Regions from separate parts of the Homo sapiens genome. Here regions 2, 3 and 4 are each linked to region 1. Evidence: chromatin loops called from intact Hi-C (ENCODE). Cell type or tissue: OCI-LY7. All regions are shown on one strand. Region 1 has its middle 28 kb from the start of SIX2. Region 2 overlaps SRBD1 (S1 RNA binding domain 1). Region 3 has its middle 8.4 kb from the start of PRKCE. Region 4 overlaps SRBD1 (S1 RNA binding domain 1).

The links. Peaks named below come from ENCODE experiments on the same cell type or tissue, not always from the same donor. Only the 100,000 strongest peaks of a DNase experiment are listed, where the experiment ranks them.
Region 2: a loop joins it to region 1, with 14 times the contacts of the local background. A loop is called at or near these places in 104 of 110 quality-filtered maps.
Region 3: it touches region 1 in a loop (8-fold over the local background); 3 of 110 quality-filtered maps call a loop at or near these places.
Region 4: a loop joins it to region 1, with 17 times the contacts of the local background. A loop is called at or near these places in 5 of 110 quality-filtered maps.

The regions. Positions count from the first base shown.
Region 1 is chr2:44,977,817-44,985,816 of GRCh38, reverse strand. No RefSeq gene overlaps it. Among named protein-coding and RNA genes, the nearest start is that of SIX2, 28 kb to the left of the region's middle. In OCI-LY7, CTCF peaks have their summits at 3,844 and 4,044 (motif pointing left); a DNase peak (open chromatin) is centred at 3,996; H3K27ac peaks cover 744 bases.
Region 2 is chr2:45,491,506-45,499,505 of GRCh38, reverse strand. The region is part of intron 14 of SRBD1 (S1 RNA binding domain 1); the gene reads left to right. Among named protein-coding and RNA genes, the nearest start is that of SRBD1, 120 kb to the left of the region's middle. In OCI-LY7, CTCF peaks have their summits at 4,404 and 4,608 (motif pointing right); a DNase peak (open chromatin) is centred at 4,645; H3K27ac peaks cover 2,752 bases.
Region 3 is chr2:45,639,315-45,647,314 of GRCh38, reverse strand. No RefSeq gene overlaps it. Among named protein-coding and RNA genes, the nearest start is that of PRKCE, 8.4 kb to the left of the region's middle. RefSeq lists silencers at 3,369-3,578, 6,743-6,919. In OCI-LY7, CTCF peaks have their summits at 3,235, 3,474 (motif pointing left) and 7,594; a DNase peak (open chromatin) is centred at 3,484; H3K4me3 peaks cover 625 bases.
Region 4 is chr2:45,436,855-45,444,854 of GRCh38, reverse strand. The region is part of intron 16 of SRBD1 (S1 RNA binding domain 1); the gene reads left to right. Among named protein-coding and RNA genes, the nearest start is that of SRBD1, 170 kb to the left of the region's middle. In OCI-LY7, CTCF peaks have their summits at 4,280 and 4,482; DNase peaks (open chromatin) are centred at 1,622, 4,514 and 4,894; H3K4me3 peaks cover 2,212 bases; H3K27ac peaks cover 7,202 bases.

The DNA of each region.
Region 1 (8,000 bases):
CCTCTGCCTCCTGGGTTCCAGCGATTCTCCTGCCTCAGTCTCCAGGGTAGCTGGGATTACAGGTGCGTGCCACCATGTCCGGCTAATTTTTGTATTTTTAGTAGAAACGGGGTTTCACCATGTTGGCCAGGCTGGTCTCGAGCTCCTGACCTCAGGTGATCCACCCGCCTTGGCCTCCCAAAGTGCTGGGATTACAGGTGTGAACCACCACGTCCAGCTGTAATTTTGAAAAAAACATATCTTCCAAAATACCTGAAGGCAAAGACCTTACTTATTTTTGTATATTTAATATTTAGTATATTATGTACATTTGTATAGTACATGCTTAATAAATATCTGCTAAATTAATGGAAAGATGGAAATAGATTCCATTGGTCTCCAAAGTTTTTGTTCATATGCTGAATCAGAAAAAAATATTTGAGCATGACCCATATATGTATTTTAAATATATAGTATACGATATTATGTACATTATAAACCACATAAAAATTATTAAAATTGAATAAGGTATAAAATTAGCTCTAACATTTTAATATCTTATTTTTAACAGCAATACCAATAGTAGATGCAAATTTAACAGCAATACCAATAGTAGATGCAAATTCATATTTCAAATAACCTCCATAATTTTTATTTTTTTTTGGTCTGGCCTTGTCTGATCTGACCAGGGTATTATTGTTTTCACCTCATAACATGACAGATGAAGTGTCCAAGCCAGGAGCTGAAATGCCTACTCTGTCATTTTTTTTCCCATTGTTTGATTGTATTAATTGTCTAGTTTTTCAATCTAAAGATTGTTTACAAAAATCTTTGAAAGTTTCTTAACCATTTGGGGATGGGTAATTTTACTGAAGCTAGATCCCATTGTCTTGGCACCCATAAACTCAAGCATTTCTGTAACACAAGGCACACAAATGGCTCAAGTCCCCACTTGCAATCCTGTTGGGGAACACCCCCTCTTCCCTTGGCATAGCTTGTGTATAGCAGGTAACAAATACCCACCTGAAACACAGCCTGAAGGTGGGTGTCAGTGTCAAATCTTATATAAAACATTAGTAAAGGCTCACTTTACATTCTTTAGGTAAAATTAAAATACGAATGAGAGTTCTGTTATTTTGGTGTCTCACCCCAAGGCATCATTTTGTGGACTGAGTCATCGACCTTAGGTATCTAGAGAGGCTGCCTTGAACCTTGACAAAAAGGTTTTAAATAGAGAATAAAGACTAGATTTAGAAAGTGTACAGCTAGAGGCAGATACAGAAAAGCTAACTTCAATTAAATAACGTGGTTTCAAAGCATGGTGGCAAAAGTTTTTATACTTGTCCTATCAAGAGGCAGAATTTATCTCCCTTCTCTTCCAACCTGGGCAGGCCTCTGACAATGAGGATGTGGTGGAAGTGGTGTTACGTAACTTCCAAGTCTAGGTCATAAAAGGGTATGCAGGTTCCACCTCATTTACTGGAACTCTCCCTCGCTCACTTGGGGAGCTCTGAGCCTCCCTGAGAGAAGCCCAACTGCCCTGAGGCCCATGATGTGCTCTAGTTGATAGGTCCAGACCAGCCCAGCCTTCCAGCCCTCCCTGCCAAGGCACCAGATGTGCAAGAGAAGCTGTCTTGGACCCTCCAGACCAGCTCACTGGCCAACTAAATGCCCCACGGAACAGAAGAATCATCCAAGCGAGTGCTCTCTGAATTCCTCGTGCACAAAATCATGAGATAGAAGAACACGGTTGTTGTTTTGGTTTGGTTTTGGTTTTTTGGGGTTTTTTGTTGTGGTTGGTTTTGTTTTGAGACAGGGTCTCACTCTGTTGCCCAAGCTGGAGTGCAGTGGCACAAACACAGCTCACCGAACCTTCAACCTCCTGGACTCAAGCCATTCTCCTACCTTGGCTTTCCAAGTAACTACAGGTGTGTGCCACCACACCTGGCTATTTTTTTTACTTTTTGTGGAGATAGAGTCTCGCCATGTTGGCCAGGCTGGTCTCAAATTCCTAGACTCAAGCGATCCTCCCACATCACCCTTCCAAAGAGCTGGGATTACAGGTGTAAGACACTATACCCAGCCTGTTGTTTTAAATCACTAAGTTTTGGGGTAAAGTGGTTATGCAGCAGAGGATTACCAGACAATAAGGAAAGTGTTTTTCAAAACCCGAGGTCTCAAACAGTGGGACTCACCACCTTAGGAGGGAGTAATTGTGGCCATTGTATCAGTATTCACTAAGAATTGGATGGGCCGGGTGCATTGGCTCATGCCTGTAATCCCAGCACTTTGGGAGGCTGAGGCAGGCAGATCACCTGAGGTCAGGAGTTCGTGATCAGCCTGGCCAACATGGTGAAACTTCATCTCTACTAAAAATACAAAAATTAGCCAGGGGTGATGGCGCATGCCTGTAATCCCAGCTACTCAAGAGGCTGAGGCAGGAAAATCGCTTGAACCCAGGAGGTGGAGGTTGCAGTGAGCTGAGATGGCACCACTGCACTCCAGCCTGGGCGACAGAGTGAGACTCTGTCTCAAGAAAAAAAAAGAAAAGAAAAGAAAAGAAGTGGAGAAACATTTACCAAGCATGATGGGGAGGTAGCTGTGTTGCACAGAGTGCTGACCTTGAAGTCAGATGACACTAATAAATCCTGCCACTTAGTAGCTAGGAGTCCTTGGGTGAGTCACTTCACCAGTGTTCCTCACAGGGTTGCAGTGAGCATTAAAGAGCTATGAACATCATCTGCAAACTGGAAGGGACCCTGCTGCTATCAAGTTGTCAAATTGCAGGAAGGATGCCTGCATTGGGTAAGCAATTGAATTAGGTAAGTGAACTCTGAGATTCTGTAAAACCAGGATCAGTCCTAACTCATGTAGTAAGGTGTAAACATGTGTAAAAATATATGCTCTTGGTCCGGCGCAGTGGCCCATGCCTGTAATCCTGGCACTTCGGGAGGCCGAGGCAGGCAGATCACTTGAGGTCAGGAGTTCGAGACCAGCCTGGCCAACATGGTCAAACCCCATCTCTACTAAAAATACAAAAATCAGGCAGTTATGGTGGCCTGTACCTGTAATCCCAGGTACTCGGGAGGCTGAGGCAGGAGAATTGCTTGAACCTGGGAGGTGGAGGTTGCAGTGAGCTCAGATGGTACCACTGCACTCCAGCCTGGGTGACTGAGACTCTTTCTCAAAAAAAAAAAAAAAAAAAAAAAAATATATATATATATATACACACACACACACACACACACACACACACACATATGTATGTATGCTCCAACCTTATCGGTCCAGAGTCCATCTTTCCAAACACTGTTCAGAGTGAAATCCAGATGATCATCTGCCTTGTGGCTTTACCTAACCCCTGAGAGATGTTTAAAAACCCTATTAATCTCTTGGTGAAGGGAAGGGGGTGTCTGTGGACTCCAAGTTAAAAGGATTTGTTTTAGAACAGTATTTCTCGCAGTGTGGTTCCAGCACCAGCAATATTAGCATTATCTGAGAAACTATCAGAAATGTAAATTCTTGCCCCCCATCCCAGCAGATTTACTGAATCAGAAACTCTGGGGTGGGGCCCAGCAATCTGTGCTTGAATAAGCCTCCAGGTGAGTCTGCTATGAGCTCAAGTTACCTTATGATTAGGCTGACAAAGTAAGCAAATCATACACGCTGAAGATCCTGATGGCAGACCTCTGAGAAGAGGCGGAGGGTCTGGGGACAGTCGCAGAATGTGGGAGTGATCGAGAGCATCATTTATGACTTGCCCAAACTCTTCCACAGTGTTCCAGGTCTGGAAGGACCGTCAGTATTTCTGACATGTTTATGAAGGGTTGTTCACGATTCTCAGATAAAGAATCAGAAATATCGAGGGTTTGGGGATGAGAGTGGCTTGGAGAAGGTCAGTTGGAGAGAAGATGATGTGGGTTTCTATGAGATATTAAAGCCCTAAATACAGAGGAGAGGATTCCCAGACAGCTGCCTCACATCACTGCCTGCAAATTCGGCTTCCATCGCAGGCGACGGAGACGCGGAAGGTAAAGTTATGGCGCCACCTGCTGGAGAAACGTAGGCTCGGATTCCCTCCACTTGGAGATTCCGTTCCTCCCTAACACTCAGCCCTAAAGCTCAATCCTCCAGAGACCCCAAACCTGCAAGGGTGCCATGTACCAACCAGGTGGAAAACCACTGTCCTGCTTACCAATACGACTTCAGTTTTTCAAAGCTTGTGCTTTGGGGTCTGAGAATTGCAATGTTACAAGCCTAGCAATCTTTCCCAAAGGAGACTGGTATAGAATAAACATGCTCCAAGTTCCTTAAAAAGATAGGACCAGAGGAGGTTCACCTATCCATAAATAATCAGCCCCCCTTGTCAGTCCACCATAGTGAGGGTCCTCTTCCCAGACCAGGGACAGATGCTGCCAAGGCTCCGGAAAGAGTCATGGGCCCATGAGAGATACGCCTTTCCTGGCACGTGAGCCATCAGAGATCCAAAGCCAGTACCGGGCACTGATGAATGTGCAAGCACTCCACTCTGTGTAGACCAGGTCTGAAGGGCTCCATAATGACCCAATCATGGCAGCAGATGCCCTAAAAATGGCTCCCTCCTCTAGGGATCATTAGAAAGCTATTAAGGATGTCTAATTATTTCCTAGTGCTAATAAAGATGCCAATAAGCCAGGCAAGTTTTCTCACTTTTATGGAGATAATTAGAAGGCCAATTATTTTTTATGTCCATAAAAGAGTGAAACTTTAACCGCTGTCCCTGCAGCTGTATTTTATACCACCCTTGTGACAGAAGCTGCTTTGTAGCACTTCATTACGCATTAACAAGGATCTCGGGTTTTTAAACTCCAAACCACAGTCTACCCCAGATTCAGAGTTAGTCTGAAGGAAGTGGAGCAGGAAAATAGGCAATAGATCATTCTCTAAGACTTTGAGGGGAAGGAGTCATCTTGGCCATGCATTCTGCTTCGGAGATTGTATCCTACCCAACTCTAAGGCAGTGGTTCTCAAACTTGAGCTCATAGCAGACTCACCTGGAGGCTTATTCAAGCACAGATTGCTGGGCCCCACCCCAGAGTTTCTGATTCAGTAAATCTGCTGGGGTGGGGACAAGAATTTACATTTCTGATAGTTTCCCAGATAATGCTAATATCGCTGGTGCTGGAACCACACTGCGAGAAACACTGTTCTAAAACAAATCCTTTTAACTTGGAGTCCACAGACACCCCCTTCCCTTCACCAAGAGATTAATAGGTAGAATTCAAAGGGGTCCATGACTTTGGTTGGGAAAAGGCTTACGTCTTTATCTTCACTAACTTCCAACTGAAATTTAGCTTTTTAAAAAATGATGAATGTAGGTAACAGACCACAGTAGTGATAACAGCAGTGATAACAGATATTTTCCAATCCCATTACAGTAGTGGCAGGTTTCTGCAAATATCATCTATGCTTATCCGTGTTTTAAAACTCCAGTGGTTACTAGTCCTGCCAGTAGATTTTATTCTTTAATCCATTAATGGAGAAGCACATATTACTATATCACTGCTTTAAAAATATTGTGATAACTGTATTTCAAAATGATTGGTTTCCTTTGATGTCCTATGTATTATCTTTTGTGCGTTTGAAAGTGTTATTCAGACTGCCCGGGGAGGAGGGGGGAAGGGAGGAGGGGGGAAGGGAGGAGGGGGGAAGGGAGGAGGGGGGAAGGGAGGAGGGGGGAAGGGAGGAGGGGGGAAGGGAGGAGGGGCTATGGCACACAAAAAAGTGTAAGAATCTTGCTCTAAAGGTATGAAATTAATCCTCAAGAATAACTCAGAACTTCCTTCAAGGAAAAGTTTAAAAGAAGTGATAATGCTTGGATAAATGAGGAGAGGAGCGACAGGGAGGTAGCTGAGAGGCAGGGGGATGGATGAGATGGCCAGGTTGTTTTACCTCAGTGATGAATGGAGACCAAGAAAAGTCCACTTGGTCTTCCCTGTGCTCTTCACAAGAGGTTAGGTCAGGCCTCTTAAAACACTATCCCTCGGCCAGGCGCGGCGGCTCATGCCTGTAATCCCAGCACTTTGAGAGGCTGAGCGGGGTGGATCACCTGAGGTCAAGAGTTCGAGACCAGTCTGACTGACATGGTGAAGCCCGTCTCTACTAAAAATACAAAAATTAGGGCAGGGCATGGTGGCTCACGACTATAAACCCAGCACTTTGGGAGGCTGAGGCGAGTGCATCACCTGAGGTCAGGAGTTCGAGATCAGCCTGGCCAACACAGTGAAACCCCATCTCTACTAAAAATACAAAAAATTAGCTGGGTGTGGTGGTGAGCACCTGTAATCCCAGCTACTCCGGAGGGAGGCTGAGGCAGGAGAAACACTTGAACCCAGGAGGCAGAGGTTGCAGTGAGCCAAGATCACACCATTGCACTCCAGCCTGGGCAACGAGAACAAAACTCCGTCTAAAAAAAAAAAAAAAAAGCCGGGTGTGGTGGCAGGTGCCTGTAATCCCAGCTACTCAGGAGGCTGAGGCAGGAGAATTGCTTGAACCCAGGAGGCAGAGGTTGCCGTGAGCTAAGATCGCACCATTGCGCTCCAGCCTGGGCCAGAGTGAGACTCTGTCTCAAGGGGAAAAAAAAAAAAAAAAAAAAACGCCCCTCAATTCTCAACATGGCGTGAGCAGTGGCAATAGCAACTATATAGCATTAATATTTTAAATATTATGAACTTCTATCAGGAACCATATGGTTATTAAAGACTTAGGTGTATCATATATTCTCTGGGAGATCCGATTTTTTGTTTGTTTGTTTGTTTGTTTTGTGAAACAAGGCATCACTCTGTCACCCGGACTAGAGTGAAGTGGTGCTGTCACATCTCACTGCAGCCTTGACCTCCTGTGCTCAAGCGATCCTCCCACCGCAGCCCCCAGAGTAGCTAGGACTACAGGCGCATGCCACCATACCAGGCCAATTTCTGTATTTTTTGTAAAGTTAGGGTTTCGCTATGTTGCCCATGCTGGTACCAAACTCCTGGGCTGAAGTGATCCACTTGCCTCAGCCTCCCACGGTGCTGAGATTACAGGCATGAGCCACTGCGCCTGGCCTGACAGTGGTCATGATTTTATGAAGTGCAGAGATAGAAAGGCTATCCACTCAATAATTCAGAGATGAACCTGATCTCTAACTCCAAATCCTGCACTTTCCAGCCAGTTGAAGGAATGGGCATGTGTGTGGTGTGTGTGTGTGTGTGTGTGTGTGTGTGTGTGTGTGTGTGTGTGTGTCTGGAGGACAGAGTTGGGAGAGATGGCCCCTGTCATGAAATCCTTCTCTACCCCTTCAGGCAAACAAACCCTGGCCCTGTGGTCCCTAGACCCAACCCCAAAGTTCTCCTTTATATGAACAAAGGAAAGAGCCTGGGATCTGGAGTCAGAGATTTGAGTTCCAATGCTGATTCTGCCATTGTAATTCCAGGTGATTTACTCAACCTCCCCTAACCTTAGTCTCTACCTCCGTAAAATGAGTTTACCATCCCCCTGGCGTGGCTGTGGTGCCCAGTGGATGCTTAGTAAATGCCAGTGGCCATCACTCTTACACCTTCCTCTGCTCCAGTGGCCCCATACCAGCACTGTCTCTCTACTTCCCTGTCAATCTCTGTCATTTTGGCCTGGCCACACTTCTCCTCCCTCCTTTTCCAACTCATCCCAATCTTGCTTACACCTAAATCTCCTAACTCTCCCAGAACTGGGCATCTGAAAATAGCTCACTCAGTATCTCCAGCTATGCAAAAGAGGGCCTGATTATGTCTTCCTTAAAGATTGCTACTGGCTGTTGCCTGAACAGAGGAGTGGGTGCCTAGTCAGAGAAGAGAGATGGTTTCTTCCAGCAAGCCTTCCCTAGAACAGTTCAAATCTTTCTGGCATATTTCTTTGCCAGAAAAAGTCTGGAACTTGTTTTGACTTTGTCCTTCCCCTCTCCTGTGTGTGTTGAGACAAGTCCCCCAAACCTATGGCTTTGAGTGCAACCCCCATACTTCTACATC
Region 2 (8,000 bases), 510 kb before region 1:
ACATCAAGCTAAAAAGCTTCTGCACAGCAAAGGAAACAGTCAACAAAGTGAAGAAGCAACCTACTGAATGGGAGAAATTATTTGCAAACTATCACAAAGGGATTAATAACTAGAACATATAAGGAAGTGAAACAGCTCAATAGCAAAAGAAAACCCACAAATACTGTGATTAAGAAATAGTCAAAAGACCTGTACAAACATTTCTCAGAAGAAGACATACAGATAACCACTAGATATATTAAAGAAATGCTAAGCATCACTAATCATCAAAGAAATGAAAATTAAAACCACAATGAGATGTCATTTCACCACAGTTAGAATGACTTATCAAAAAGGTAAAAAATAACAAATGCTGGAGAGAATGTGGAGAAATGTGAACACTCATACACTGTTGGTGGGAAGGTAAGGTAGTATAGCCATTGTGGAAAATTCTATATGGGTTCCCTAAAAAAAACTAAAAATAGAACTGCCATATAAGTCAGCAATCCCACTGCTAAGTATATATCCAAAAGAAAGGAACTCAGTATATTGAAGAGGTATCGTACTCCCATGTTTATTGCAACACTATTCACATTAGCCAAGATATGGAATCAATCTAAGTGTCTGTCAGCTGATGAATGGATAAAGAAAATGTGGTATGTATACACAATGGGATATTATTCAACCATAAAAAAAGAATGAAACCCTGTCATTTGCAGCAGCCTGGATGGAACTGGAGGCCATTATGCTAACTGAAATAAGCCAGGCATGGAAAGACAAATATTGCATGTTCTCACTCATATGGGAGACAAAAAAGTTGACCTCATGGAGACAGAGAGTAGAATGGTAGTTACCAGAGTTGGGGGGCATGAAGAAGTTATATAGAAGGAATAAGTTCTAGTATTCCGTAGTACAGTGGGGAAATTATAATTAACAGTAATTTATTATATATTTTTAAATAGAAGAGAATTGTAATGTTCTCAACATGAAGAAAAATAGATGTTTGAGGTGACAGATATCCCACTTATACCCTGATTTGATCATTACAGATTATATACAGATATCAAATTATCAATGTACCCCAAAAATATGTATAACAGTTATATATCAAGTAATTTTCAAAAATTAAAATGAGCACACACAACTTTCTGTTTCAGAAAACCATTAAGAGAATGACAAGATAAACCAAAATTGGGAGAAAATAATTGCAAATATTGTATCTGATAAAAGACTTGCAGTTAGAATACGTAAAGAACAGTTATGACTCACTAGTAAGGAGACAAACCAATTAAAAATGGGCAGAATAGATATTTCACTAAAGAAGGTTAGAAAAGGCCAATAAGTACATTGAGTAAATGGTTTACATCATTAATGATTAAAGAAATATAAATAAAATTATAAGTAGATAACACTTCATAGCCACTAAAATAGCTATAGTAAAAAGAGAGACAAATAGTAAGTATTGTCAAGGATATGAACAAACTGGAGCCTTCATTCATTGCACCTAGGTAGTTTTCTTTTTTGAGACGGAATCTCACTCTGTCGCCCAGGCTGGGGTGCTGTGGTGCGATCTCAAGCGATTCTCCTGCCTCAGCCTCCTGAGTAGCTGGGATTACAGGTGCATGTCACCATGCCGGGCTGATTTTGTATTTTTAGTAGAGACAGGGTTTCACCGTGTTGGTCAGGCTGGTCTTGAACTCCTGACCTCGTGATCTGCCCACCTCAGCCTCCCAAAGTGCTGAGATTACAGGCGTGAGCCACCACGCCTGGCTGGCAGTTTCTTAAAAAAAAAAATTATATGAAATTGAATTTTGGTGATGGTTGTACAACATTTACTAAAAGTCATTGAATTATATTCACTTAACATGGGTGAATTTTATGCAATGTAAATCATACCTCAGCAAACCTTAAAAAGTGTGGGCCCGGGACCAGAAGTATCTGATTCACCAGAGAACTTCTTAGAAATGCAAATTCTCAGCCACAGTGAAGTAGAAACTGTGGGGGTGTGGCTCAGCAATCTGTTTTATGAAACCCTCCAGCTAATTCTGATGTAGGCTCCAGTTTGAGAATTACTGCTCTAGATTGAAGGAAAGTTAAATGGAAATGTGGGTTGTTTTTGGTACCGTTTATGTACATTCAGTCTACCCTGTTCCTGTAACTGCAGGAAGGGTTTGAATTAAGGACTGTTCTAGTAGAATTAAAGGAAATTATAGGGCAATGACAGTAAAAATAAACTGGCCTTTCATGTTCTTGGTATGTCCCCATGAGAAGCTCTATGATTGTGATGTTTGTGTACCACATGTTAGTAAATTCCTGTGTTCTTTTAGGCTTGCCATTAATGAACATAGCATAAACAGGTTCATTTGCCATAGCGACAGTAGAAGTTTAGATCCTTGAAAGGAATTATGTCTCCTAAATATTTACACAGTGTAATATAGCAGAGTCAGAAATGTGCAGTGATCACAAAAAAGTAAAGATCTGACTCTAGATTAAGAAGCAGCCGGCTGAACTGAGCAACTCATTCTTTCCCTCCATCTGTTCAGTGTACTTTAAAAACTATGATTAGAAAAGAGGCTGATCTGTACATAGCATGTGTTTTCAGGATTTTTTTTCAGCATTAGCTGGGTGGCCAACAGAAATTTTGAAGGTTGAGGCTGCTCCAGAATAGATCTTCAAGATCCAAACTGGAGGCTACTGGGTGGTGAGTATGTTAGATGAAGTTTGTAGATAGGGTCTCCTTTGACTGGATAGTGGTGACTCCTGCTGAGGTATAAGTTCAGAGGAAAGTAGAGGTTGTGGGGAGAGAGATAAACAAATGTAAGAGAAGGGAGAGAGGGAGGAGTGAGGAATGGCATCATGAATGTATGTCATTTGTTAGTGGAGTTCGCTGAGATTGTAACAGTACAGTATAGAAGCATATTAGTGAATGTAGCAGAAACCATTGTTATTTCCAAAACTTTATTCAGCTATAGGTAAAAAAGAACTGGGCTGTTTGTTGCCGGCAAAGTATATCGCTGCTTCTATCTTTCTCTTTTTAATTATTATTATTATTTTACTTTTTACTGTTGTTTCATTTTGCTTTTTTTCTGTTTGTTTATTTGGGGTTTTCTTTTTTGTTGTCATTCTTTTTTAATGCTTTTAATAGTCAGTATTATTGGGAAAATATAGCAAAATATTAGAATATTCTCAAAGTTGGCTAATTCTGTCTTACGTTATTAGATAATGATGGAGTAGAATAATTTGCAATATGTTTTATTCTAAAAAATCTATGCCATAGCAATCTGAACTTCTCATATTTATTACTGGACAAACTCCCACAGATGCATTTAAGCTAAAAATAAAAACAAAACAAAACATAGGAGCAGTGGAAGAGTAAATGATGCAAAATGATGCAAACTTTTCCCTTTGTTAAGCAAACTTCACAATTCTCTGTGCAGCTCTCAGATTTGTATCTGAATGAAGGTGCACTTGAAAAGTATAAACAAATACAGATAATCTGGTATTATATGAGTAAATACAAATTTGAGTACAAAAGACATAAATAATTTTGGAGTTAAGTGCAAGAATCAGGAGAAGCAACTTTTGGGTGCTTTGTGGGGATGGCAGGTGGGTTGACATACCATGTTTTTTAAGCCAATACATTTCAAAATGTTGACCAAAGACCATTTTAATTATAAAATTAGAATAGTGTTTATTCCCTGCCCCCTTAGGTTTTGTATCTTGTTAGCAGTGAACCTGGAATGTTTATAGTACTGTTGCAAACAACGGTTTCTTCCACAGTTAGTGTTCCTTCCTCTCTATGAGCCTGCTTTTCCTGTCCCAGTATCAACCAGGCCCTTGCCTCTTGCCTAGTCGAATGCCACTTACGCATCAGGTCTTGTGTTTGGTCCTGTGGCAGTTTTTTTCTTTAGTTTCCTTAGTGGTACCATTAAATACTTTATGGTATGGCAACAACTTTATGTTGGTATCAGATACAGGTAGAGAAAAAAGATAAAAGAGGGATTTTGAAAGAGAAAAGCAGAATGCGGGGAGAGAGGGAAGAGAGAGAGAGAGTGAGATGCTTACTGTGGAAGGTAAGGGGAAACAATTTCTGCTTACGCCATTCTTTGTTGAAATTTCTTCTACCTCAGTAGAGGTACTTAATCTACAAATAGGAAACAAACTTTCCATCTTTTTTGTCCTTCAGTTTGTTGATTTGCTTTTCCCCATGATGGCATTTGAAGGTACCATTGAGTTTGTCATCTCTGTGAAGTTTGGAACCCCAAAATCCAAATTAAAGCTCTGCTTTTTAGTTGGTAATTCGGGTCTGTCCATTTTAGGTTTATTTTGTGGTTGGAAAGTGTTCTTTTCATCCACTGTGGTATGGGGCACCAAAAGAGAAGTAGCCAAGATAATTCTGTTCTTTTGAAAGACTGCTCTGTAGCTAAGATTTGATAGGATGTCCATCCTGGAGTATACTTAGATCCTCTGGTTGGTAGACTTTTTATTTTCTCCCAGGCTTGGTGTGGATCCTCTGTGTGATAACTGTACCACTACTAGAGTTGTTCTCTGTGGAAAATGATCATCTTTTTTGAAACATAACAAACTTAAAAAAACAAAAACAAAACGCTGGTAATTGAAGAATTGCTTCTAACTTGTCCTCCACCAGATGGTGCTAGTGTTACGTATCTAAAGGTAAACTCCTTTGGTATTGAAGTAAGGAGGTTGTGTATTTTCTTTCTCTTTTTCTGCCTCACCATATTTTGCCCTTAGTACTTTTTCATACATGCTACTTTCCTGGCATACTGCTGCATCACTTCACATATTTTATATTGTAGATAGTGAGCTGGTTATGCCTTAGTGATCATGAAGGATAACTTGGGAGGCCAAGTAAAATTCAAGAGGGCAAGGACCAAGTGAAATTTAAGGATGTATAATTTGTATTTTCTTATAAGATTTTTTTAATCATTCATTTGCTTCTTAAATGGCCTGTGTGTAAAAGTTGAGAACTTATTCTTGACTTTTCTGCTTAGCTATCTTTCTTTTATGTTATCATAATGATGTCATAAAATGTCATTGCTTGAGATCTTCTACAAACAAATGATGTATTTACCAAGATTTAAGTTCACAATAACTTTAAAAGAAAGCTTGGTAAATTAAAAAAAAAAAGTTGGCCATTATCTGATATGATTCCCTGACCAATTAATAATTGTTCTTACATTTTTAAACCTTTTCTGATTACATATGAGTATTACATGGTTATTGCAGAAAAACTTAAACAAGAATACAATTAAAGTAATAATACATGTTTAAATACTATTAACATTATATTACATAAGCCTGCTTTTTCTTTACCCAGTTTTAACTTAATAATTTATCATAAATATTTTACATGAGATAAAAATATTTTACAATAATAATTCTTAATGAAAGCTTAATTAAATGAACACTGTAATGATAGGCATTTTTTTCCACTTTGTTTCAGTCACAGTTGTGCTATCATAAATAGTGCAGTTTAATTTTTTTGAATTTTTACATTTCATTTGCATGTATTGCTAAAAATATAATAGCTAGTTCAGAGAGAATGTACATTTTTGTGATTTTTGATCTGATTTTCAATTTACCATCCAAAGAGTTCTGCAGTTTGAAAGTCTTTGACGGGACATGATTCTGCTTGTTTCCGTATGTCCTCTTAATCACTAGATTACCTAATTTATTTTATTTTTTTTTTTTTTTGAGTTGAAGTTTCATTCTTGTTGCCCAGGATGGAGTGCAGTGGCGCGATCTTGGCTCACTACAACCTTCACCTTCCAGATTCAAACGATTCTGCCTCAGCCTCCTGAGTAGCTGGGATTACAGGCATGTACCACCACGCTTGGCTGATTTTTTTTTTGTATTTAGTAGAGACTGGGATTCACCATGTTAGTCAGGCTGGTCTTGAACTCCTGACCTCAGGTGATCCACCCACCTGGGCCTCCCAAAGTGCTGGGATTACAGGTGTGTGCCACCGTGCCTGGCCTTACCTAAGTTTTTAAGATGACTAGATATTGCTCATTTGAGAATCCTTGAAATGATAATTCATCATTACATAAAAGAATTTAAAATTGCTTTGATATTTTCTTAGAAGTAAGCTCTACCCTTTAAGCATTAAATCTCAGAGCCCCCACTGTTCGTGGTAGTTTAGTTTTTGGCCTTGTCTCCTATCCCTAAAATACAAACAGCTATTCTTTTGATACTTCAGAACAGGTTATCTCATATGCAAATAATTAAGATTTATGTTGGTTCATGTTTTTAGTGCTTTGTATTACTCGTTGAGAAACCTAGTGCAAGTCATTTAACCTCTCACGATATGTTTCTCAGTCTGACAAGTTGGAAGAATGTTTTTTAGATAAATTATTTTTAAAACTTTGAGATGAGCTAGGCATTTGGCATAGTGGCTTTTTAATACCTTCATTTTTGATAGGCAGAAGGAAGGAAAAGGGGAAGATGCTAGATATTTGTAGAGCCTGAAGAATTCTAATATACTTTTGTAAAGAATTAAAAAGGTATCAGTCAGTGTTGAGTAATTATATCCCAGTTGATTTTTGGTATCTTACTAAATAACTGCATTTTTATTTAAGCAAATTACTTTTAAATTAAGTTCTTCTGTTAACATAAAAGAGCATGTAATTTATTTTAAAATCAGAAAAACCAAGTTATTTTCATATTTGGGAAATGGGAAGAAAAGAGATTCATGCAGAGTCTTCATGAAATCTTGTAAATGAAGGTGAAAACTGTTAGCCCAGTAATTTAAAAAAAAAAATAGTTTTGGCTGGGCGCAGTGGCTTGCGCCTGTAATCCCAGCACTTTGGGAGGCCGAGGCAGGCGGATCACGAGGTCAGGAGATCGAGACCATCGTGGCTAACATGGTGAAACCCCGTCTCTACTACAAAATACAAAAAATTAGCCAGGTGTGGTGGCGGGCGCCTGTAGTCCCAGCTACTTGGGAGGCTGAGGCAGGAGAATGGTGTGAACCCGGGAGGTGGAGCTTGCAGTGAGCGGAGATGGCGCCACTGCACTCCAGCCTGGGCGACAGAACGAGACTCTGTCTCAAAAACAACAACAACAACAGAAAAAACCTAGTTTTTCTTTCTCATGAAAATAATCTCACCTTCCCATCTCAATTTGGCAAAATATAATAATGATAATAACATTCCTTATGGTCAGAATGAATAGTCACTGTAAGAAAAGTTTTTTGAAAACCTAGTTTTAAACGGTTCATCAACATACAATCTGTCATGGTAGAAAAGACTTGTAAACTGTAGAGATATCAATTCTGTTATTTAAACGTATATCTTTTATACAGAAAACAAATTATATTGATTAATGATTAGCTTTTTGTAAGTAACACCATTGAATTTTACCTAAGATAAAACTTAGCATTTTTGTACTGGGCGTAGTGGCTCACGCCTGTGATCCCAGCCCTTTGGGAGGCTGAGGCAGGTGGATCACCCGAGGTTGGGAGTTCTGATCAGCCTGACCAACACGGCAAAACCCCGTCTCTATTAAAAATACAAAAATTAGCTGGGCATGATGGTGGGCACCTATAATCCTAGCTACTCGGGAGGCTGAGGCAGGAGAATCTCTTGAACCTGGGAGGCGGAGGTAATAGTGAGCCGAGATTGCGCCATTGCATTCCAGCCTGGGCGACAGAGTGAGACTCTGTCTCAAAAAAATAAATTAATTAAATAAAGCAGCATTTTTAACTCAATAGGGTTTTTGTTAAAAAATTTGAAAGTGAATGCGTTGATATTGTAGGTACTTTACTTGCTTTTTACTTTATAAGTGTGTGGTTTGTTTCCTTAAAATAAAAATCCTAAAAATAGTGCTTAAATAAAATATCTTAAATTATCAATTTAATTATAGAGAATTGGCATATTAACTTTTAGATCTGGTAAAATGTAAATTCAATGCTAGCTTCTGAAGTGTACTTTCTTATATCTAAAGCTTGAAATACTAATGTATTGGTTTAGGTGAAGGTCTAAACTATAGCAATTTGAAGG
Region 3 (8,000 bases), 660 kb before region 1:
CAGCTCCGAATTCTGGCCCCATCTCTGCTCTATATTCTGTTGCAGTGACTCAGGCCAAGCTTCACTTAATACCTGCAAAGAGGTGGAGGGATCAGAGGCAGCCCTATCGAGCTTGCTGATGGATGCAGAAGGAGATGGCCTGGTGCCCCTATTCCTCAGGGCCTGTGACTGTGAGCCCTACTCACTAGGATGCCATTTGGAGAATAGCATAACATTCTTCATCTTCTGTGGGTCAGATGTTGGGTTGTGTCTTGGGATTTTTTTTTTATAAGGGACAGAGTCTCACTCTGTTGACCAGGCTGGAGTACAGTGACACAATCACAGTTCACTGCAGCCTTGGCCTCCCAGACTTGAGCAATTCTCCCACCTCAGCCTCCTGAGTGGCTGGGACTAAAGCCATGTGCCACCATGCCCAGCTAAAGTTTTTTGATTGTTTTTGTAGAGATGGGGTCTCACTATGTTGCTCAAGCTGGTCTTGAACTCCTGGACTCTAGTGGTCCTCCTGCATCAGCCTCCCAAAGTGCTGGGATTACAAGTGTGAGCCACCGTGCCTGGCCCCTGTCTTGGACTTTTAAGATCATATGTCAATCCAAGGGTCTTTACTAAGTACTTGCTATATATAGGATACTAGGGCAGGTGCTCCAGGGAGGATAAATAGCTATATGGATAATCCCTACTCTACCTGGGGAGATGAGTAGATCAATTCAGTCGGTCCTTTATTTAACAGTCAGTAGTGTCATGTCATGTCATTTGGAGCACTAGGGAAACAAAAAATGACAACACAAAATGGCCCTTTATTAGTCAGGATTGGCTAGGTCATGCTGCTGTAATAAGCTCTCCCCAGATCCCAACACCTTAAAAGAACAAAGCTTTCTTCTCATGCATGCTGTAAGTCTATGGCAGGTTGGTTGGGAGCTCTGCTTCCCATTAGCGTCATTCTCACTTCTGGATCCAGGCTGGCTAAAAAGTTACCATCTGGAACATGGCTGGTCATGGGCAGAGAGAAAAAGGATGTCTGGAGGGTCTTACACAGGCAATTAAATAGTCCACCTGGTGGCTCATGCCTGTAATCCCAGCATTTTGGGAGGCCCTGGGTAGCAAAACCTCATCTCTACAAAATAAAATAAAATTAAATTAAATTAAAAAAACATAGCTGAGCATGGTGACGGGTGCCTGTAATCCCTGCTACCTGGGAGGCTGAGGTGGGAGAATTGCTTGAGGAGGCTGCAGTGAGCCAAGATTGTGACACTGCACTTCAGCCTAGGCAACAGAGCCAGACCCTGTCCCCCACCTGCCCCCCACCCAAAAAAATCCATCTGGAAGTGCTAAATATCATTTGTGCCCACTAATTGTTAGCTAGAACCAGTCTCAGATCCCGCCTTCCCCAACCACAGGGTCTGGGAAGTTCTACCATCTGTACTGTCAAGGAGCATGGAATGTTTGGTGAATAGCACTGAAGACTGCCATAGACACTATTCTCAAATGACAGGTGCAGAAAGGTAATTCAAGGTGGCACACAATAAATAACAAATAATCAGCCCACTCAGAAAGCACTATAGGAACTTAGGGTAGCAATAATCACAGTAAGAGTCAGACTGTTTGACCGTCCTCCCTCCCTTTTGCTCTGGGCCACTGCATACAGAAGACTCCAGATGACATGGAGAATCCTGCCTAATATCAGAACCAGCAGCCATCCAAGCTCCTTTCCCCTCCCCGTTATATGCTTAACACCTCATGGGACGTGCAGTTCCTTAAAGCCACTTTAGAACCACGGCAGCACAAAGGAGGCATTTGGGCCCAACAGAACTGAGAAGACTTACTTGTTAAACTCTGTGGGATTTGAGGGATCACTTGGTTTGTTTAATTAATTAATTAAGTTTTTGAAATGGAGTCTTGCTTTGTCACCCAGGCTGCAGTGCGGTGGCACACAATCTCGTCTCACTGCTGCAACCTCAACCTCCCAGATTCAAGCAATTCTCCTGCCTCAGCCTCCTAAGTAACTGAGATTATAGGCACACACCACCATGCCCAGCTAATTTTTGTATTTTTTTTTAGTACAGACAGGGTTTCACCATATTGGCCAGGCTGGTCTCAAACTCCTGACCTCAAGTGATCCACCTGTCTCAGCCTCCCAAAGTGCTGGGATTACAGGCATGAGACACTGCGCCCAGACTATATTCTTTATTGTTATTAAATTCCTCTATTAAATGAGGAAACTGATACCTAGAGAAGTTAACTGACTTGCCAAAAAAAAAAAAAAAAAAAAAAACAGAAAAAAAAACCCCAAAACACTACCTAGAGGTCTAGACCCAAATCTTATACCTTATACATTGACTGTTCTTTCTACATTGCCATGCCGGAACCAAGGCAGCACTATTTAATGATAATCATGTCAATTACATTTTAATTCCTTGGAAACATTTTTATAAACCTAAGGTCTAGATTTGTTTTAATTTATTGGCTCCAAATTAAACTAGCCTTAGCACAGTGCAATATAATAATTCTTTCAATAATAATCTATACTATAATAACATAATTCTCAAGGGAACTATGATGTTGATAGAGTTCTTCCTTAAGTTGTTTGGTAATAAGAGTCTTTAAAACAAAAAGACTGAAAGACTTTGTTGTTCTTCAACTTCTATATTTTTGTGTCTCCTCTCCCAATACCAATAGAATTATTGAGGTATTTTTGGCGGATGGTTTGATGCTACCTGTAACCAAGTTTAACAGCTGTCTCCCAGGCTCCCCTGTGGATATTTTACCAATTAGCAGAATGACTGATCTGATTGTTCAGACTAGGTTATATATCTCTAGCACATTCTGGATATTTGGTGAATCCATTTTTATTTCTAATTTACCTTTCAGGATCAACAAGCTGGGGCTAAAGGGCAAGGAATATTGCCTTTTGTCACTGATAAGCATTTGCGTGTAACAGAATGTGTAACCAGAACTGCTTAAATCCACGGGTTCTGTTGCAACACATGTGTTGGAAAGCTGCGAATCTGTCCCACTTTAAGGCCCAAGTCCTCCATGCACCGGGCCTCATCCCCTAGCTGAAGCTGTAACTCCTCCCTCAACTCTCCTACCGCTTCTTCCTCACGTCTCGTTGGAGTTCCTGCCTCTCCCTAATATACTGTAGTATAGTTCTTTGGTACCTGTCTTTGATCCTGCCACTTCCCTAGAGGTCTTTAAATTTGGAGACCCAGGATGACTCATGTTGGTGCTGCTCGGTATCTTGGACATGGTAAATGCAACTTTGTGCTCTATACACATTTGAAATGAGAAGAGTGTGAAATAGTCTTCTTGTGGGTCTCTTCCCTTCTTGCCCAAATGAGTGCCTTGAGGATGGGTGGGTCTCTTCTCTCTTCTGCAACCCACCCGGCAAGCCTGCAGTGACAAAGTCGCTGCGCGCTCTGATGCCGGGCCGCACCGGGGGGCTCCAGGCCGCCCGCGCCCCACTCCGCGAGCCGACAGCGCCCTCTGGTGGACGCTGGCGCGCTCGCCCCAGTGGCTCCCGAGGCTCTCACCGCCTCCGCTGTCTCCGCTCCCTGTGGTGCCCCGCTCAGCCCCGGACCAGCCTGGGGGAAGCGACCCTTCTACGTCCTGGCCGGTCTAGTTTCTCTGTCGTCGGCTACCGGGTCCCTCAGGTCACCCCACCCCGGCCGGAGCCGGATGGAGAGGCGAAGAGAGCCTTGGGTCTAAAAAGGGGTCCGGCGAGTCCGCCTGCCATCCCGGCTTAGCGGGGGACGAAGGGTCGCAGGGTGGGGGCCAGGAGGCAGCCCCTCTCTTCTCCGCCCCAAGAGACTTCCCAAGGCCAAGGTTGGAGGGGGCGGCCGTTAGGCCTGGAGCCAGGAGAACAGAGACCCACAAGAACAGCAGAACAGAAAGCAACTGGGAGGGAGGGGAGTTAGAGGGGAGCCACAGTCCCAGGAGAATTCCTAAGGCCCCGGAGCAGAAAAGGCGGCAGACCCGGGCAAGAAGGGGACAGGCGTGGAGGGGGCTGGTCATGAGGCCGTTTGACCCAGGGTCACAGTGCAGCCACGGTGGAAAGGTGGCTCATTGTCCAGTCTAATTCAAGCTGTGTGACTTAAGTTACCTGCGCTCTGGAAGCTTCATTGGCTCTTAAGTGGAGATTAGAAGAGGCTAGGACTGCTCTGTGGATGAACGGACTATGAAAGTGTCCTGCACATAGTACATGGCCACTAGGACAACAGCGAGCTAGGGGGATAAGCCAAGAGGAAGACCACACGGCATGGGACCACTGCCGTTATCCACATGCCCCAGGCAGGCGGAGGTCAAATGCAGTCACTCGGTGTATGCCAAAACTGTGCCCCCCAACTTTTTTTTAAAGCAACTTGGCTTTTCAAAGTGAAGAATTCTGTTCTTATCGCTGCATTAGAGCCACAGGCCATCTATTTGACAGTTAAATCCAAGTTGGGTTCAGGAAAAATACAGATAAAGGATTTGTGGTCTAGGTTTGTAAGAAGCTAGAATTTGAAGGTAAAGGTATTCGAAGGGCCTTCAGACAGACCACAGAGACCACCCCTGCATTTTCCCAAACCCGAGGCTGCAGGTCAGCTCCTGAAGCTGAGGTGAGGGTTGTGGGAAGTGGCCGTACAATCCCACTGCAGGCATCGCCTCCAGGATGGGAGGTGCTGGGCATGGGAGCAGGTCAGGACCTGCTTGGAGGCTGCTTCTCGTCATCCCAGCACATAGCTGGGCTTACTTTTCTGAAAAACACAGAAGCCATCAGCTGGGTTTGCCCCCAAACCTGGCAACAGCTTAGGAAGGAAGAAAGAATGTCATTCCTCCATCCCACCAGGTATCATGGAAGCAGGTGGCTGGGCTCAGGCCTCCACCTGTCTCCTGGCCGCACCACCCAGCCCTGCTTCCCAGGGACTCTGCTCTGTGGATCACCCCTCACTTCTCTTCTCCACCCTCGTTCCCTCTACCGGTTGTTTTCCTTCAGTAAGTCTCAGCCCTTTTAAAAAAAATTGTAACCCTTCCTCACCTCACATTTCTGCCCAGCTACCACCTAACCCTCTCCTCTCTGTCCCTTGTTGTTATTTTTCAGTCTCCATTTTCTTTTCTTACTACCCACTCCCTCCTCAGCCCATATCATTGGGCTCACTGAAACATCTCTCACTTCCATGCTGCTAAAACTCATTTTTGTGGTCTGTACCTTATTTGACCACTTTCTTTGCCGCAAATGATGCTGTCTCCCCTCTCGCCTTGAAATGCTCCCTTCTTCTAGTTTCTTTTTTTGTTTGTTTGTTTTGAGACAGAGTCTTGCTCTGTTGCCCAGGCTGGAGTGCAGTGGCACCATCTCAGCTCACTGCAACCTCCACCTCCTGGGTTCAAGCAATTCTCCCGCCTCAGCCTCCAGAGTAGCTGGGACTACAGGCAAGCACCACCATGCCCGGCTAATTTTTGTATTTTTGGTAGAGACGGGGTTTCACCATGTTGGCCAGGATGGTCTCGATCTCCTGACCTCATGATCCGCCCACCTCGGCCTCCCAAAGTTCTGGGATTACAAGCGTGAGTCACCTGCCCAGCCCTTCTCCTAGTTTCAAGGACATCTGAACTCTCCAAGTTTTCTTCCTACTTGCTTGACGTCTCCTTGTCAGTTTCTTTTCTCCTCTTCCTCTGCCCATCTTTTAAATGCATCATTATGTTATAGTTACACTGCAGAATTAGTTATGTTATATTTACATATAACACAGCTAGTGTTATGTAATATGTAAATTATATGTAAGTTATGTTATATTTACATATATGTTATATATGTTATGTTATAGTTACACTGTTAAGACAATAATGTAAAAGTTATCTTGATGAATCATCAGGTGAGTGACCACAAGGTGCTGTGACTTTGAGGGAAGGAAAGATAGATCACTGAGGCCTAAAGTGGTAAGGAAAGTCCCTGTGGAAGAAGAGAGGTGGACAATGGGCATAGACAAGATGCTAGAAGTTCAGAGGTAGAGAAAAAGAATGGACATTCCTGCTGGAGTAACTTCCTACTAAATACACAGAGGGGTGAACCTAAAGATTTAATCCAATGATTTTTAAACATCTCTTTGGGGACAGCACTTTGCTAGGCATGGCATAAAATTGAAAAGAAAGATGAGAGCCCCTTGTTTAAATTTTAGTTACTATTCCCATGAAATGATTAAATAGCACTATAAGGTAGCATTTGATCGAGATAAAGACGGTAGAAAGAAGGCAGAGGTCACATGGGCTTCCTGGAAGTGGCAAAACCCACGGGCTATCATGATCTGTATGAATTAGGGTAGGCTGACTGCTCTAACACGTAGATCCCCAAATGCATAAAAGCTCAAACACAGTAGTCATTTACTTCATGCTCATGTAGCAGTATTGGGTAGGTCAACAAATCAAAAGGGTGGCCCTGTCCTCAGGCTTCCACAGTCACCCTGAAGGTTGTCACCAGTGGAGCCATCCAGATAGAGAACAGATTACTGGGGAGCAAGTCTGGGAGGGTGTTATGGGCCAGGTCACTCGCATCCCATTGGCTAGGACTTAGTCACATGGTCACATATAATTGCCAGGGAGGCTGGGAAGCACAGCCCTGTAGTGTGCCCAGGAAGAAGAGGAGAGCCTGGCTTTTTGGTGAGCAGTGAGCAACGTCTCCCACTGGGTCCTTTCATCCTTTGCTGGAGATAAGGATGATCTGTTTGGGTTAACCCTCAGTGCAGAATTGAACCCCTCTCCATTTTCCTCTCCCTTTCCCCATCTTATTCCGTATAAAAAAGGCTATGAGGACTCTGTGGTGCAAGTGAAAGAGACACAGGTGCAGGTGTGGGCCAAGATAAGGACGATGAGGTGTGATGAAGAGGAGGCCATGCACTGGGCTAGGTGTGTCTAGAGAGGACATTCTCTTCCAGCTTCTCTCCTTCTGCCCATTAAAATGCCAAGTTGCCCTCATCTCTGGTGTGAGTTGTGGCATGGTGGGAGTCATCCCCGACTCTTTCCTGGGAGTGGGAGGAGGTCCATTCCCAACCCACAAATGAAACGTGGTCAGTGTCCTCCGTGCAGGTGACCTTAGAGTTGCTGCAATGCAGTGAAGGCTGATGAGCGAGTCACCTGGCACAGGCTTCAGATGTAATGATGGTCTGTACTTTGAACTTTTTAGGGAGCTTTTATATCCATCCCTCCTTTTTCCCCTCTTCTCAACCACAGTGCAGGGCAAGTATTATTCCCATTTTAAAGACGGGGCTACTAGAACTCAGAGAAAGTAAAGGACTCAAGTGCATCAGATCCAAGAGGAGAGCCTGGTTCTCCAGATCCCCAGACAAGGCTTCCCTCCTATGACCAACCTTGTCCACTTTATATGTGAAATGAGCTGGTGAGTATGTTTTATAATTCCCTGGAGTCTGAGTCTCCAAGGAAGCCCCCCCACCCCGCCAGGCAAAGGCCACTGCTCCAGCTGGTGCGCTGCACAGAGACCCAGGCTCAGACATCAGGACCTTCCATCCGCTCTTAGCTGCTGACCTGGCCTGGGGGCTGGGGAGGTGAAGAGGTGAGTGCATTGGCATCAGAATTCAACAGGCAAGGCACTGTTCTGCACACGGGGAAACAAAGCCCACACTGCCCCCTAAGGGGCCTTAACAGCCCCTTGGACACCTTGCTGAATGCTTTCAGAGGGGCACAAACTTTACCCCACCTTTGGGTTAGGGTAGATGTCGCTCAAGCTTTTGCCTCACTGAAGGATTTCCTATTGACGGTTAGTCTTTTCCCTATATCTCTCTCCCTCTGCCTCTCCCCTGTCTTCCCTTTCTCTGAGCCTGTTAGACCTCAGGGTTAACTTCTGACAAAGGAAGCTTTTCTGGCTCATTTTGTTCTTGCAAATGCAAATGTAAGCTAACCAGGAAAGAAGGCCAGGGACCTCAAAGCAGGTTGGTGTTCTTCCTGGAGCGTGAGAACCAAGTATGGAAGCCTTCTCCTAGGGCCTGAGATGTCTCAGGGAGCTTGGAGAAAAGATG
Region 4 (8,000 bases), 460 kb before region 1:
CGTTGAGTGGTCACAGGGCCAGAGGCTTTGTCTCTTACTGATACCAAAGGAGTTCCCCAACTTGAGTGGCTTCTGATGCCAGTGCAGAAGAGCATTAGTATTTGAGCAGTTGAGAAGTACATTCAGAGGAAATTTAGAGAAAAAGATTATTGAAATTATCCCAATTATGATGCCAACTAACATATGTATGTGATTATTTTTAACTAAAGAAGAAGGATAAAGAACTTTGAACCAGTATAGTGTGGTCCTTTGTCTATTTATTTGCATATTTTGATTTTTAAATAATGAACAAAAAGGATTCATTCAAAGCAAAGCTATTTTAAACTTACCCTGAAAAGTTAAAAGTGATTCTTTGGGAAAAGAAGGAAAAAAGATTTAAAAAAAATTACCACTGTCCCACCTTCACCCAAGTGTATACAGGAGGTTTCCATGTCTTTACATATTAACAAGCTTATTTCTTTACTAAAGTTATGTGGATATTTTGGTAAAGAAATGATAAGCTTGTTATTGTTATCTCTAACTTCTAGGCTCAAGTGACTCTCCCACCTCAGTCTCCTGAGTAGCTAGGACTACAGGTGCACCACCACACCCAGGTAATTTTTAATTTTTTTTGTAAAGTTAGGGTCTCACTATGTTGCCCAGGCTGGTCTCAAGCTCCTGACCTCAAGAGATCCTCACGCCTTGTCCTTCCAAAGTTATGGTATTATAGGTGTGAGCCACTGCTCCTGGCCAGTATAAATATTAATATGTTCTGGTGTTAGTACTGTAAAATGGATTTTCTTATGTAGAGCTGTTGAAGAACTTTAAAACTTCCTGTAGATTCTCTGTAACATTTTGTATTTTGCCCCTTAGAATAAAAAACAGCTGCACCAGATTATGAATATTTCTCTGGAAATTCAGCCCTGTAATAGACATTTATGGAGTACCTGTCATTAAAGATTAAGCGCCTGGTCTGATGAAAATTACTAGATATGCGTAAGAAAAAATCTGGAAGCAACACTCTTTGTAAAACTAGTGGGTAGTTATCACCTCTTTTTTTTTTTTTTTTTCAAAATAACTTCAGAACTATTTGCATATAACCACTGCAAAAGAGTTGTTTTGTTTTTCTTTGTTTACTTAGCTGCTTACAGTATACACATTTCCACTTTATTCCCTGATGTTACTGGTTCTTCTCCCTACCACACCCTGCCTGTCTGCCAAAGTTTTAGATGTTTACAGTGTTCTTCCCATCTGCATGCTAGACAGTTTCTACCTTAAACACCATTGATCTCGTCCCTGAACTCCAAACTCCATATGTCCACCTGCCATCTTAACCTTTCAATTTGGAAGTCTAATAGGCTTCTCAAACTTAACATGTCTAGAAAAAAACTGTTGACGTCCCTCCACTAATCCCCCCCACCAAAATTTTAAAATTAAAACCGCAGTACTGTCTTATCCTTCCCTGTTTCTATTAATGGCATCATCATCTGCCCAATTAGTAAAACTGCAAACCTGTTGTCATTAAAAACTTCTTGTTATTAAGATTCTTTATTCTTCCTTTTGCTTCATCATTCTCTACTATTAACTCCATCTGCTTCTTTCCCTCTTTTTCCTCCAGCTACCTGACTCTAGGCAGCCATCATCTCCCTCTTGATATACTGAGAAAGTCTCTTACCAGGACTTCCTGTTTTCACTTTTGTCTTTTTAAAATCCATTTTCTACAGCATAATTTTTAAAAAGTATGTCAGATCCCATCTCTGTTCCCGTTGTCTCTGGAATAAAATTCAAACTCCTTGCCATGGAGACTTACAAGAGCTTGTCTACTCTCCAGCCTTATTTCTTAGTACTTTCCCCTTTTTTTGGTTATGTCTCAGCCAGATTGCCCTCCTTTCAATTTCAGCACTGTAGCTTGTTACTACGTGTGGCCATTCAAAACAGTAGATATTTATTACAAACTTACTTTTAGGGACGAGACACTACTGCCTCCAGAGAAGGAAAGAAATTTTGTTAGAATATTATAAAAGGGTGGCATGTAAAGGTAGCTAGACTGCCTTATCTCCATTTCTTCTCAGTGTCAGAAAACTCTCAAACTAAAATGGAAATAAGTTGCTGATTCACTTTAAAACCCAAACTTACTTAAAATAAACTGTCAGTTCTAAGCTGAGATTTACTCCAATAGAATATTCCCTTGATGGGTTGAGAATGAATAAGATGAATTATCTGAGTCCTGATCTTGCTCATATAGCTGTTTCTTTAAGGACCAACATTTGGTTCCTATACCGTAGGATTCTCTCCCTGGTAAAGAGGAGTTAGTAATATCCATATCTCTTTTCTAAATTCCAGAATTCTTCAATTTGTATTTTCTTTAACTCTGTGACCTAGCCGTTGTCCACGGCACAGTTAGTCTGTGGGTCAAATGGGTGTGGTTTCACCTAATTCTCCCAGAACGGGAGATATTGCAGGAAAATGAGTCCTACTACAATGAACATTAAAGAAAAGATTATGTCTAAAGGCAACATTTTCATATAAGTTTTTTCCCATATCTATTAATTGCATCAAGGTATGTGTCTGTACCAACGTATGCTGTTGGACCTTTCTGTTAGAGGTGCTTAATTGGTTTCTGACCATGTCAGTTATAAGATAGAGAATCTGTCTGTGGTAAATGACATCCCATAAATGAGTTTCATAAGGCTTGACCTGGGAGCTGACATGTCAGGACTTCCTAGTGTGTCTTTGCATACCGGTTCTAAATCTCCCAGCTTCTTTGGTATCTTTTTATTGTATGACAAGATGCTGTACTTTAGTTCATGTTTGAAGCGACAGAAGCTTAAGTTTTGAGTTCCCAGGAAAAGAAAGACTTAAACATTTCCAATTAAAGCATCAGAGATTAGTCTGACTAGGGTGTGAGTTAACAGGAACTCTTTATTGACCTAAAAACCTACCCAGAAAGTATTGGCATGAGAATTTGGCAGCTTGGAGTGGGAGGGCCTATGGCTATGGTCAGTCTTAACATGTTAGGACATCTTAAATTTCACTTTAAAATTTCTGAGTTTGCTGTTGATTGATGCCTGCTAAGAAAGCGTTTCTATAATAGGAATTGAGATTGTGCTGCTGTAATGCCCTCAAGCAATGCCACGTCACCAGTATCTCCTCCTATTTTAGGGCAATTCTTTTTCTTAAACCAAATTCCCAGCTTCAGCAAGAAGAATCCAAAAGCCGAACTGTTAGAAATTTGTCCCTGGTTTTTCCTTCCTTTACCCAATTTATTGAGTAGCTACTATGTACTAAGAAGCATGGTGTTAAGAAGTGGGAATACAAAGAAAAGTCTAAATGGCCAGCAAATGAACAAAGAGATCTTCAACTAAACCAGTACTTAAGGAAATAAAATTAAAGCAGCAGTTAGAGTGAGTACGTACTATGTACCAGGATACAATAACAAATCATATTTATTTACTTACACACATACACACCTGTGTGCATCAGGTGATAATAAATACTATGGATAAAATAGGAAATGGGGATAGGAACAGTATGGGAGGCAGAGTTTTGCAGCCTGGTCTTCACTGCCACCAGTGCATGAGGCTAGGTGTGGAGGATCATTGCAGATCACATGGAGTGCCTGGGCTCTGTCGCCATGGTTATGTAGAGATGGGACATGGAAGCGAAAGGAAACCTTTCCTTTCCATATTAACTCTCTGACTCCACATTAATGTGGATCCTGTCCTGGCAGTGTCAGCCTCAGGTCTAATTTGAAAGGTTTACTGTCTATAATAATAATGGGCTGGAAGCCAGTTCACATCTGACTACATGTGTGGCCACATACATGTATGTGTATTTGGGAAGAGAAAATGTATCTTTAGAACTTACTACTGGAAACATTAGGAAAGAGCCTTTTTTCTACATGTGGAGAAGAAAAGCCTTTTTTTATTATTATGCGTTAATACTCTTTTTTTCTCCAACCTCTGTCTCCTCAAACAGACAAATAATTTAAACATGGCTGTCAAAATTTCTGAACACCAGGAGGATGCCTCCCTGCCTTCCCTCCCTCCTTCCCTCTATTTCTGTCTCTCTCTTTCTGTCTCTCTCACACAGAACCATAGTTTCAGATCAGATTTTCTACACACTGTTTTAATTTATTAGAAGGGAAAAATTCTTTCTTATGGCTAAAAGTTTGCACTCTTGATTTTTCTAAAGTCCACTTTTATGACTAAGCTATAAATCTCTAAAAATAGAGATTTACAGTGGAAATGTCAACTCCTTTGTATTATGTCAGGTCAAAATGTGTAGCTAATTGGTGTGCATTTGTTCATGCATATGTCATGAGCCAGAACTATGTTTTAGCCCAGTGACCACACATGGGGGCAGATAGGTGTGGTCCAGTTCAGATATACTAATGTTTTCTTTGTTTATGGTAAATTAGAATAGTGCAAGGTACTGGTTTGGAAAAATATGTGGGCAAGGCAGACATTTAGGATTTATGAACCTTTACTTAGCCAGTATTGCCCTATCATTCGTCCACCATATCGACCTGTATCCACTAGGGGACATAAGAACACCTACTGGAGGAAAGAATGAAAGTTTGTCTGCATTAAAATTTAAACACAGGACTCTTAGATAACATACAAAAAGACTCATTTTTTTAGTTTCATGATTCATAAAGAAGTTATATATTTTGTTTAAATTTTAATCATCACCAGAAACTTTTAAAGGCAGGATCAGTATCTTAACGTCTATTTATGGAATGAGAACCAAACAAGCAGCTAACTAGCAAGCTTGTGTCATTAACTGACTACCTATGTGGTCTACAGAAGCTATGCTGAGAATGATTCTGGCTTTACAAAATACTTTATATAGAAAAGGATTACCTTTTAGAGTCAGGAGGTGAGACATCTGGGGAGGACATCTGCTATCAGATTGCAGTGGACAAAAACCAGAAGTGTTCTATATTTTGCACCCCGGCCACTAGCTATGAAACCCGAGAGACAGATGTTAAGGGCACTGCTGTTGTCTTCTAAACTGATTATCTGGCCTACCAGGTTAGAAACTTAGGTTGTATTTTTTACTTATGGTTCTTTTTTTTTTTCGGTATGATCTACCTGCAGAAAAAAATGCAAAGATTTTAAGTGATACAGTCTTTATAGACAATTTTTGCTTTTTAGTTGGAGTTTTTACTAACATTTAATATAAGTATTAATATAACTGAATTAAGGTCTACAGTTTTGCTGTTTGCTTTGTTTGTCCCATCTGCTTTTTGATCATTTCTTGTTCCTTTTCTGCCTTATTTTGGCAGAAAATCAAATCATTTTTAGTTTTTCATTTTAATTCTGTTGACTTTTCAGCTATACTTCTTTGCATTTTTTTTAAAGTGGTTACTCTAGGGATTATAATACACAGTCATATCTTCTCAGTCAACAGTGGTTAATATTTTACCACCTCACCTCCTTCTTTGTGCTATATATATATGCATATATATATATATGCATTCATCAATTGTTTTATATATATATATATATATGTCCTAGAATACCATGTTTTACTTTTTGCTTTCTGGTTTTATGTCTTTTAAGTAAAATTAGAATAAACACGCACAATTTTATATTTACCCATATATTTTCCAGCTGGTGTCAATTTCCTTTAGTCTGCAAAATTCCCTTTAAAATTTTTTTGTAGTGTAGGTCTGCTGGCAATGAGATCTCATTTATCTAAAAATCCCTTTTCCGTTATCTTTAAAGATATAGAATTTGAGGTTGACAAGTGGTTGTGGTGTGTGTATGTGTGTGTGCAGCACTTTAAAGATACCGTTTCATTGTCTCCTGGCCTCTGTTGTTTCTGATAAAAAGTTAACCATTACTCATATTGTTGTTCCTCCATATATAACATGTACATTCTCTCTGGCTACTTTGACAATTTTCCCTTTATCTTTGTTTTCCAGCAGTTTGACCATAAAGTTTCTAGGTATAGTTTTCTTTGTTTTTGTCCTTCTTAGGGTTCACTGAGCTTCTTGCATCTTTACATTATGTTATGTTTTTGAAAAAATTGGGGAAAGTTTTGTTACTACTTCAAATATTTATCTGCCCTATTCTCTCTTTCCCTCTCAGGACTCCAGTTACATATAGTTGTGCATTGTGATCTTGTCCCACAGTTCATTAAGGTTCTTTTATACCCCCCATCCTCGCCTCTCCTTCTTTTTTTATTTCTGGTCTTCAGATAGGATAATTTCTGCATATCTCTCTTCGTGTTCACTGATTTATTTATTTTTCTACTCCAATCTGCTGTTAAGCCCATTCAATAATTTTATTTCAGATGCTGTATTTCTTTATTCTTTGTTTATTAAAGCTTTAATTCCTTTACTGCTGTTTACCATCTATTCATTGATTTGGGACCATATTTGCCTTTAAGTCCTGGAGCCACTTTAAAGTTCTTGTCTGCTGTTTCCAACATCTGGGTCATCCTAGTTTGGTTTCTGCTGGATAAGTTGACCCATTATTCTGTTATTGGTCACATGTGCCTGCATTTTTGTATGTCTAGCTAGTTTTATTACATGGTGGATATTGTGGATGCTCTGTGTTGTTGAAAATACAAATTTTGTTGTCTTCCTTTAAAGAGTATTGAATTTTCTTCTGGTAATCAGATAATTAACTCTCAGATCAGACTATCAGATCAGAATGAATCATATAGGGATTTTTTTCAAGACTTATTTTTAAAGCAGTTTTAGGTTCGCAACAGAGCAAAAACTACAGAGAGTTACCATATAAATCTTCCTGCCACATATGCACAGCCCCCTCCAGTCTCAACATTCTGCACCAGAATGGCACATTTGTTACAATTGATGAATGCATATCATTATCAGTCAAAGTTAATAGTTTACATTATGGTATAATGTTACACATTATGGGTTTAGACAAACAGATAATAACCTATATTCACTATTTATAGTATCATAAAGACACTAAATTTTAACAAAATCCATATCAATTATTTCTATTATGAATTGTGCCTTTATTGTTGTATCTAAAAAAGTCATTGCCATATCCAAGTTTAGTTAGATTTTCTCCTATGTTATTGCCTAGTTTTATGGTTTCATGTTTTACATTTAGGTCTATGATTCATTTTGATGTGAGTTTGTTTCATTTTTTGTCTTTGTTTTTGAGACAGAGTCTTAGTCTATCGCCCAGATTGTAGTGCAGTGGCACGATCTTGGTTCACTGCAACCTCCGCCTCCTGAGCTCAGGTGATCTTCCCATCTCAGGCTCCTGAGTAGCTGGGAATATCAACATGTACCACCATGTCTGTCTTATGATTCATTTTGATTTACTTTTGTTAAGGGTGTAAGATCTGTGTCTACATTCATTATTTTGCAAGTTGATGTCCAGTTGTTCCAGCACCACCTGTTGCAAAGATACCTTTTCTCCATTGTATTGCCTTTGCTCTTTTGTCAAAGATCAGTTGACTCTATGTATATGGGTCTTTTGGTGCTTTCTATTCCATTGATCTATTTGTCTTTTTTTTTTTTTTTTTAAACCAATACTGCAGTGTCTTGATTACTATGCTTAGTGTAGTATGTCTTAAAAGTTAGATAGTGTCAGTTCTTTGACTTCATTCTCTTTTAATACTGTGTTGGCTGTTCTGGGTCTAATTAGCTCTCTATATAAACTTTAGAATTTTAATTGGGATTGTGTTGAATCTATAGATGGGAAGAACTGACATCTTGACAGTATTGAGTCATCCTACCCACATACATGAAATATCTCTCCTCTTAGTTCTTTGATTTCTATCAATAGAGTATTGTAGTTTTCTTCTTATAGATCTTATACATATCTTATTAGATTTATACTTTAAGCTTTTGGAGGGTGCTAATGTAAATGTACTGTGTTTTTAATTTTAAATACCACTTATTTATTGCTGGCATATAGGAAAACAGTTTACTTTTGTATATTAACCTTGTGTCCTACAACCTTGCTGTGATCACGTATTAGTTCCAGGAGTTTTTTAATCAATTCTTTTGAATTTTCTACATAGAC